Linked DNA regions of Homo sapiens: region 2 is linked to region 1. A link is a loop called in an ENCODE intact Hi-C map of the cell type or tissue named here. Cell type or tissue: IMR-90. All regions are shown on one strand.

Region 1 (5,000 bases):
TCTCGTGGCCTGCTAGTTTTTAACTTCACACTACTGTAAGCGTTTGTCCATACAATTAAATATTCCTCAGAAGCATGATTTTAGTAGCTACACAAATATCCTATCCTATGATGGACTGTAACTTACTATTCTCTTGCAATTAGGCATTTAAATTATCTTATGATCTATAGTGAACAGCCCAGTTTACAAATTTATATGTGCATCTCTGATTCTCTCCTAAGACTAAATTCCTAGAGAGAGAATTCCTGAATTCAAGAGTATTGCTATTCTCAAGATTCTTGACACATACTGCTGATTGTGAGAAGACATTTTTCACAGTTAATCCTTTTGTTTTAACTTTTTATCTTGAAATACTTATAGGTTTAGAGGAAATTTTAAAGATGGCACAGAGTTCCCGTGTATCCCTCAATCAGTTTCCCCCAGTAATTACATCTTCTAGAACTGTAGCAAAATATCAAACCAGAAAATTGACATGGTCCACAGTGTATGTAGTTCTGAATTATTTCTCACATGTACAGTCTGTGTAACCACCACTACAATCACACTATAGAACCGTTCCATCCCCACAAAGATCTCCATCTGCCCTTCAGAGTCCTACCACTCCTCCCGACTATCATCCCGAATCCCTGCCTACCACTAATTTGTTCTTATTTCCATAACTTTTGTCATTTTGAGAACTGTATATGGAATTATACTGTATGTGGCCTTCTGAAAATGGCTTTTTTATTGATACGTAGTATTTGTACATATTATGAAGTACCTGTGATGTTTTGTTACAGTCATAGAGCATGTAATGATCAGGTCAGGATATTTAGGGTTTCCATCCATCTCGCGTATTTATGATTTCTGTGTGTTGGGAGCATTTCAAGTCCTGTCTTCTAGCAATTTAAAAATATACAATATATTGTTGTTAACTATAGTCACCTTACTCTGCTATCAAACATTAGAACTTATTTCTTCTTTGACCTGGCACGTGGGTCATGCCTGTGATCCCAACACTTTGGGAGGCTGAGGCAGCCAGATCACTTGAGGTCAGGAGTTTGAGACCAGCCTGGCCAACATGATGAAACCCCCGTCTCTACTAAAAATACAAAAATTAGCCAGGCATGGTGGTGCACGCCTGTAATCCCAGCTACTCGAGAGGCTGAGGCAGGAGAATTGCTTGAACCTGAGAAGCAGAGATTTCAGTGAGCTGGGAGATCGTGCCACTGCACTCTTAGCCTGGGCAACATAGCAGACTCTATCTCAAAAAAAAAAAAAAAGAAAGAAAGAAAGAAAAGAAAACTGATTTCTTCTATCTAATGTTTGTATCTGTTAGCCAATCTCTCTTTAGCACCCCACCAACCCATACACTCTTCCCTAGTATCTATCATGCCACTCTCTACTTCCATGAGGTCAACTTTTTTTTCTTTTTTTTGAGATAGAGTCTCACTCTGTCGCCCAGGCTTGAGTGCAATGGCATGATCTCCGCTCACTGCAACCACCGCCTCCTGGGTTCAAGCGATTCTTCCACCTCAGCCTCCCAAGTAGCTGGGATTACAGGCACATGCCATCATGCCCGACTAGGGTCAACATTTTTTAGCTCTCACATATGAATGAGAACACACAATATTTGTTTTTCTGTACCTGACATATTTCACTTAACTTCACGACCTCCAGTTCCATCCATGTTGCTGCAAAAACATGATTTCATTCATTTTTTACGGCCAAATAGTATTCCAGTGGGTATATATACCACATTTTCTTTATTCATTCATCCACTGATGGACACTTAGGTTGATTCCATATCTTTACTATTGGTGGTACAATAAATATGGGGGGGGCGGTGGAGCGCAGGTATCCTTTCAATCTGCTGATTTCCTTTCCTTTAGAAAAGTATCCAGTAATGAGATTGCAGGATTGTATGGTAGTTCTATTTTTAGTTTTTTTGAGAAGTCTACATACTGTTTTCCATAGTGGTTGTACTAATTTACCTTCCCACCAACAGTGTATAAGAGTTCTCTCTTCTCCACATTCTTGCCAGAATCTGTTATTTGTTGTCTTTTTGATAATACCTACTCTAATTGGGGTAAGATGGTATCTCATGGTGGTTTTGATTTGCATTTCCCTGATGATTAGTGATGTTGAGCATTTTTTCATATACCTGTTGGCCATTTGTATGTCTTCTTTTGAGAAATGTCTATTCATGTCCTTAGCCCACTTTTTTTTTTTTTTTGAGATAGAGTTTTGCTCTTGTCACCCAGGATGGAGTGCAATGGTTCAATCTCGGCTCACTGCAACCTCCCCCTCCTGGGTTCAAGAGATTCTCCTGCCTCAGCCTCCCGAGTAGCTGGGATTACCGTGCCTGCCACCACGCCCAGCTAATTTTTGTATTTTTAGTACGGATGAGGTTTCACCATGTTGTCCAGGCCGGTCTCAAACTCCTGACCTCAGGTGATCCACCCTCCTCAGCCTCCCAATGTGCTGGGATTACAGGTGTAAGCCACCACGCCCGCCCCTTAGCCCACTTTTTAATGAGATTTTTAGATTTTTTTGTTTGTTTAATGTTGAATTGTTTGAGTTCTTTGGTATTCTGGATATTGGTCTTTTGTCAGAGCAATAGTTTGCAAATATTTTCTCCCATTCGACAGGTCGTCTCTTCAGTCTGTTGATTGTTTCCTTTGCTGTGCAGAAGCTTTTTAGCTTAATGTCCTGATTGTGGCTTTTTCCACTCAGCTAAATCTTCAAATCCATCCAAGTTGTGTTGTGTATCAATCATAGTTTATTCCCTTTTATTTCTGAGTAGTATTCCATGAAAAACAAATCACAGTTTGTATAGCCATTCACCTATTGTAGGATATTTTTAATTTTTTCCAGTTTTCAGCTATTATAAATAAAGCTGCTGTGACCAATCATATACAGGCTTTTGTGTGGAAATAAGTTTTCATTTCTCTGGGATAAATGCCCAGGAGTATAATTGCTGAATCATATGGTAAGTGTATATTCAGGTTTGTTTTTTTTTAAACTGCCAAGCTATTTTCCAGAGTGGCTGTACCATTTTACATTCTTACCAAGAATGTATGAGACCCAGTTTCTCTGCATCATTGCCAGCACTTGGTGTTGTCACTGTTTTTTATTTTAGCTGTTCTAATGGGTGTGTAGTGATATCTCATCATGGTCCTAATTTTGCATTTTCCTAAATGGCTAATAATGCGGAGTATCTCTTCATGTGCTTACTTGCCATCTGTGTATTTTCCCTGGTGAAATGTCTCCTTATCTTTTGTCTACTTTCTGATTGGATTGTTTGGCTTTTTTACTGTTGAGTTTTGAGAGTTTCTTGTTCGTTCTAGATAATAGCTGACTCTTCAGATTCCAAATCCACAGAGAATGTAGACGTAACCTTACTTCTTCTATTCATTAACAGATGCCTGTGAGGGCTCCTCTCTCATTCTTACCTGGGATCAAGTTTACCTCCCTGTGAGGCTGTGCCCAGGATTGCATGGGGGGAAGCCTTGCGCAACAGCTGGCTCAGCCCTGGTCATCTGTGGCCTTGAAAGCTTCCTGGCCATGACCCTTTTTCTCTTCAGATGTTGCTTACCTTTGATGATCAGTTCCTGCTGACTGCTGCTGAGGATGGCTGCCTGTTCACCTGGAAGGTCTTTGATAAGGATGGCCGGGGAATCAAGCGAGAGAGGGAGGTGGGCTTTGCCGAAGAGGTGCTTGTGACTAAAACAGACATGGAAGAAAAGGTAAGAACTGGATCTAATGAAGAGGGATATGGAATTACTTACCAGACTGCATTCAGATGCAGGTCCAGCACTGGGGCCCTCTACAGCCTGGCTACACCCTATGCCCAGTGCAGACCCCCACGGCTCCCTGCACATCTGCTGTCCCCACAACCAAGCTCTCCTCCTCATTGCCACTGTCCACCCGACTCTGCCTGTCTTTCTGCCATGTGATCATCTTGACTTACACTGTGCTTTGCTTTTATTCTGTGATCTGGTTTTCTCTTCCTACTCTTTGAAACCAAGAATAATGAAACATACAGTTCTCTTATGACCAACAGTTCCTAGCACATGCTGGGCACATGGAAGACAATCAATAAATATTTACAAAAGTAAAGTATGTTCTCATTTAAATCTCACAACATCTCTATGAAGAAGATACTGTCATTCTCCCCATGTTTCAAAAAACAAGTTAGGAGAGCTTGAGGGATGTGTTCAAAGTCAGTGTGCTAATAATTAATAGGACTAGAGTTCTAATCCAGATTTAATCCAGAGCCCCCTCCCTTAATCACTATACCAAAGGGACATCCCTTCCTTCCTGTTGATGCAGTAAACATTCCATAAAGGTGTGTTTTGCAGAGATATGAGTGCATAGCTCTGTGTTACGCTTCCTAAGGGAGAAGCTGAATGGATGATAAACACACAAGGCTCATGGAGGATCGCAAAGCTACACAGTCATTGCTGTTTGTCCAGAATCTTAAGTGTGTTTATTGAACACCTACCATTTGCTAGGCACTGGGGATGCACATGTGAAAAGACAGTTGTGGGCCCTGTGACATGACCAGGAAGCTTACAGTCAAGTGAGGGATAGAAACAAGTAAAGCCATCAGAGCAGCAATACAACACTGCCACAAAGCACGGTGACAAGCCCCTGGCATTCGCTGGAGATCCCTTCCAGAGCTCCCTAGAATTTTCTGCAGGAAAAGCAAAGAGGGAGAAGAGGATGAGGGAGGGGCCCGTGAGAGTGGGGGCCTGACCTGCTGCAGAAGGGACATTTCCTTTTCTCTGTTATCTTTTCTGTTCTTCCCAGAGGGTAGGGGAAGAGGCCAAATAGGAGACAGCAGGCTGAACCAAAGGCCTGAAGGTGCCCAAGCTGGCTTCTGACCACAGCCCCCAGATGGGCCTGACAGTACCGCTGCCAGGCTGGAAATGACTTGTGCATATACCGCTCCTTCTTGAAACTCCCTTCTGTCTTACCATCCTTGTGACCACACTCTGTTCCCTGAAAACCTTTCT
Region 2 (5,000 bases), 420 kb after region 1:
CCAGGCATGGTGATGTGTGTCTGTAATCCCAGCTACTCAGGAGGCTGAGGCAGGAGAATTGCTTGAACCCGGGAGGGGGAGGTTGCAGTGAGCTGAGAACGTGCCACTGCACTCCAACCTAGGCGACAGAGGGAGAATCCATCTCAAATTTTAAAAAATAATAATAAGGAGGGCTGGGTGTGGTGGCACACACCTGTAATCCCAGCTACTCAAGAAGCTGAGGCAGGGCCAGGCACAGTGGCACACGCCTGTGATCCTAGCACTTTGGGCAGCCACGTTTGAGGCCAGCCTGGCCAACATGGTGAAATTAAAATTACAAAAATTAGCCAGGCATAGTGGCGGGCGCCTGTAATCCCAGCTACTCGGGAGGCTGAGGCAGGATAATTGCTTGAACCCGGGAGGTAGAGGTTGCAGTGAGCTGAGATCGTGCCATTGCACTCAGCCTGGGCAACAGCAAAAACTCCGTCTCAAAAAATAAAAAAATTAAAAAAAAAAATCTGAGGCAGGAGGATTGCTTGAGGCCTTGAGTTTGAGCCTTTAGTGTCCTATGATCTTGCCTGTGAATAGCCATCCCACTCCACCCTGGGCAACATATCAAGACCCCATCCCTAAAATAAATAAATAAGGGTTACCCAGTCTTGAGCTGGAGGGAAGTTTTTAGCCCCACAAATGGGATACTCCTCAGTCTCCCCGAAAGACCTTGTGTCCCAGATGCTTTTTCAGGGTTTGTCCTTTCCAGCCTCCCCTCTCTGGCAGATATTCAGGGCATTCCCTGTAATTACCCCCACCTGAGCTATGTGGTCGTAAAGATTTAAATCCAACAAACATGGTGTGTACCTATCATATTCTGTAATAATACCTGCTAGCATTATTAAGCACTTAAATATGACAAGCATTTTACCCGCATTGTTAACATTCAGTTCCTCCAAAAGCCCTGTATAGTAGCTTGTATTACAACCTCCTTTTGTGATTGAAGACAGGCTCTCAGAGGTCAACCAACTCACTCTTAAGTCACACAGCTAGGAAGAGAGCAGAACCTAGATTTGAGCCTGGTTCTGTGAGTCCAGAGCCTGAATGCTTAACTACCATACAAACTACAACCCACCTAGCTTCATTTGTCCATTCTTTCCCCAAATCATAGTCCAGTGATATTTATTGAGCACTTACTATGAACCAGGCATTGTCCAAGGTACTGAGATTCAATAGTGAAATAATAAAGTCCCTACCCTTTTTTTTTTTTTTTTGAGACAGGGTCTCGCTCTGTCACCCAGGCTGGCGTGCAGTGGTGTGATCTGGGCTCATTGCAACTTCTTGCTTCCCAGGTTCAAGTGATTCTCACGTCAGCCTCCTGAGTAGCTGGGATTATAAGCACATGCCACCATGCCTGGCTAATTTTGTATTTTTAGTAGAGACGGGGTTTCACCATGTTGGCCAGGCTGGTCTCGAACTCCAGACCTCAAGTGATCTGCCTGCCTCGGCCTCCCAAAGTGCTGGGATTACAGGCATGAGCCACGGTGCCCAGCCCAAAGTACCCTTAGAAACCTTAATCTGGCAGGAAGACAGACATCATTCAAATCTTACACACACACACAATCAAAAGCTCAGATGCTTTGCAGGAAGTGTGCAGAATGCATAGAGAGTCCCTTTCTCACAGAAGCCTCTGACTCCCCACACTAGTCCGGGTCCCACAGCATGGGACAGTAGGACCCAGACAAGTATGGGGAATCGGAGGCTTCTACAAGGAAGAGGCTCAATAGGGTGTAAAGATCCTGAGGCACGAGGGAACATAGCTCTTTCAAGGGGTGTTTTAGAAAAACAGAACAAAGGCCAGCGTGGCTGCAGCCCAGAGTGCAAGGGGAGAGTGGGGCAGGATGGGGTGCAGAATGGGCAGGGGCTCTCGCAGACATGAGCAAGGCACTTTGGATTCAGGATAGGGGCACAGAAAGCTTTTAAGGGGTTTTCAATAAGGTAGTTCATTGGATTTGCTTTTCTTCGTCTTTGAGACAGGGTCTCACTCTGTCGCCCAGGCCTGAGTGCAGTGGCGCAATCGCAGCTCACTGCAGTCTTGACCCCCCAGGCTCAAGCCATCCTCCCACCTCAACCTCCCAAGTAGCTGGGACTACAGGTGCACACCACCGTCCCTGGCTAATTTTTTAATGTTTTTGTAGAGACAGGGTCTCACTATGTTGCCCAGGCTGGGGACTTGTTTTTTTGACAGATCACTCTGGCACCTATTTGGAGAACAGATTGGAAGGGGCAGGAGCAGAAGCAGGGAGTCCAGTCAGGATGCTGTTGTAGTGTTCCAGGTGGAGGGTGATGGCTGCTTGAAGTACAATGATAGTGATGCGGAGGTAAGAGAAGGATTCGGGATATAGTTTTGAAAGTAAGTAAGGCTAATAGGATTGGATGTGGGCTGCTAAAAGAATCGAGAATGACTCTGGGCACCTAGGTGAATATTGGTGCCTTTACTGAGGTGGGGAGCACTAACAGCAGAGTAGAGTCAGGGGAGAACCAAGAGCTTACTTTTTTTTCTTTTTGAGACAGAGTCTCGCTCTGTTGCCCAGGCTGGAGTGCAGTGGCGCGATCTTGGCTCACTGCAACCTCCGCCTCCCGGGCTCAAGCAATTCTCCTGCCTCAGCCTCCCAACTAGCTGGGACTACAGGCGCCCGCCACCACACCTGGCTAATTTTTTGTATTTTAGTAGAGATGGGGTTTCACTGTGTTGCCCAGGCTGGTCGCAAACTCCTGAGCTCAGGCAGTCTGCTCACCTCGGCCTCCCAAAGTGCTGGGATTACAGGCGTGAGCCACTGTGCCGGGCCGAGAGTTTACTTTTGTTGAGTTGAAGTACCTGTAATTGTCCCAAGTAGAGGGATGGAGTTGTTATCTCTGTATTTCCAGAGTCAGCACAAAATAGATGCTTAGTAAAAAGTCTTTAAATAAAAGAATGCCATCTCACACCAGTTAGAATGGCAATCATTAAAAAGTCAGGAAACAACAGGTGCTGGAGAGGATGTGGAGAAATAAGAACACTTTTACACTGTTGGTGGGACTGTAAACTAGTTCAACCATTGTGGAAGACAGTGCAGCGATTCCTCAGGGATCTAGAACTAGAAATACCATTTGACCCAGCCATCCCATTACTGGGTATATACCCAAAGGATTATAAATCATGCTGCTATAAAGACATGCACACGTATGTTTATTGCGGCACTATTCACAATAGCAAAGACTTGGAACCAACCCAAATGTCCATCAATGACAGACTGGATTAAGAAAATGTGGCACATATACACCATGGAATACTATGCAGCCATAAAAAAGGATGAGTTCATGTCCTTTGTAGGGACATGGATGAAGCTGGAAACCATCATTCTCAGCAAACTATTGCAAGGACAAAAAACCAAACACCACGTGTTCTCACTCATAGGTGGGAATTGAACAATGAGAACACTTGGACACAGGATGGGGAACATCACACACCGGGGCCTGTTGTGGGGTGCGGGGACGGGGGAGGGATAGCATTAGGAGATATACCTAATGTAAATGACGAGTTAATGGGTGCAGCACACCAACATGGCACATGTACACATATGTAACAAACCTGCACGTTGTGCACATGTACCCTAGAACTTAAAGTATAATAAAAATATATATATATATATATATAAGTAAATTTTTTAAAAAAAGAATGCAGGAATAGGTAAAATTTAAGCCAAGTCTTAAAGAATGGATGGCATTTGGCCTTGAGAAGAAGTTATTTTAGTGCCTGAGATTAAAAAGGCAAACAAACAAATAGAACACAGGGTGGAAGCAAAGGATAAAGGAATGAGTGCAAGGTAGCCATGGCCCATGGGGCACCTTGTTGCTGCTCCCCAAGGCTTTCTGCTTTTATTTTTTTGAGATGGAATCTTACTCTGTTGCCCAGGCTGGAGTGCAGTGGCGCGATCTTGGCTCACTGCAACCTCCACCTCCTGGATTCAAGTGATTCTCCTTCCTCAGCCTCCCGAGTAGCTGGTATTGCAGGCATGTGCCACCATGCCTGGCTAATCTTTTGTATTTTTAGTAGAGATGAGGTTTCATCATGTTCGAGGCTGGTCTCAAACTCCTAAACTCAGGTGATCTGCCTCCCAAAGTGCTGGGATTACAGGCGTGAGCCACCACGCCCAGCCATCCCCAAAGCTCTTTGTGCCTTTGCCTGTAACACCAAGCCATCCTCTGCAGAGAAGAGAGAATACATCAGCTAAGAAAGAAATCGATGTCTGTGTTAAACATTGGAACTCAGTGTATTTGTGGGTATGCATGTGTCTGCCTCTAAACATTTTTTTTTTTTTTGGATGGAGTCTTGCTCTGTCGCCCAGGCTGGAGTGAAGTGGCACGATCTCAACTCACTGCAACCTCCGCTTCCTGGGTTCAAGCGATTCTTCTGCTTCAGCCTCCCAAGCAGCTGGGATTATAGGCCCGCACCACCATGCCTAGCTAATTTTTGTATTTTTAGTAGAGACAGGGTTTCACCATGTTGGCCAGGCTGGTCTCGAACCACTGACCTCAGGTGATCCACCCACCTCAGCCTCCCAAAGTTCTGGGATTACAGGCGTGAGCCACCATGCCCGGCCCTCTAAGCATTTTTATATTTATGTTTCTATATTTCATAGGCTAGAGGGCCCTGGTATTTCCAACTGACCTTGTCTGCAAGGCTGAATTAAGGCTGAATTTTCTTTCTTATTTACATGGACTAAACTGGCCTCAGAAGCCCCCTCCCCAGGGAACCAGGCTGACCAGGTCACAGTGTGTCAGTGTGTTCCTGGTGCTTACTCTCATGGCTTCTTATCTGGGCGGCTCCTGTCAGGCTCTTTGTCCAGAGCTTCCCAAAGTACAAGAAAAGATTGTTTACTTTCTTTCAGCTGCTAGTGCCCACTGGCAAGGGTTGAATGTAAATGACCCAGAGGTGAAGGCTGAAGGCATCATTAGTATACAAACATAGTCCTTCTTGTTTGTTTATT

The links. Peaks named below come from ENCODE experiments on the same cell type or tissue, not always from the same donor. Only the 100,000 strongest peaks of a DNase experiment are listed, where the experiment ranks them.
Region 2: a loop joins it to region 1, with 10 times the contacts of the local background. A loop is called at or near these places in 1 of 110 quality-filtered maps.

Annotation. Positions count from the first base shown.
Region 1 is chr1:43,211,689-43,216,688 of GRCh38, forward strand. It overlaps CFAP57 (cilia and flagella associated protein 57), which reads left to right. Exons shown (of 23, transcript NM_001378189.1): 12 at 3,567-3,728. LOC105378685 (a long non-coding RNA gene) reads right to left here. Exons shown (of 5, transcript XR_007066041.1): 2 at 3,578-3,705. Among named protein-coding and RNA genes, the nearest start is that of CFAP57, 42 kb to the left of the region's middle. In IMR-90, no CTCF peak of the experiment used is centred here; a DNase peak (open chromatin) is centred at 2,973.
Region 2 is chr1:43,635,285-43,640,284 of GRCh38, forward strand. No RefSeq gene overlaps it. Among named protein-coding and RNA genes, the nearest start is that of KDM4A, 12 kb to the right of the region's middle. In IMR-90, no CTCF peak of the experiment used is centred here; no DNase peak of the experiment used is centred here.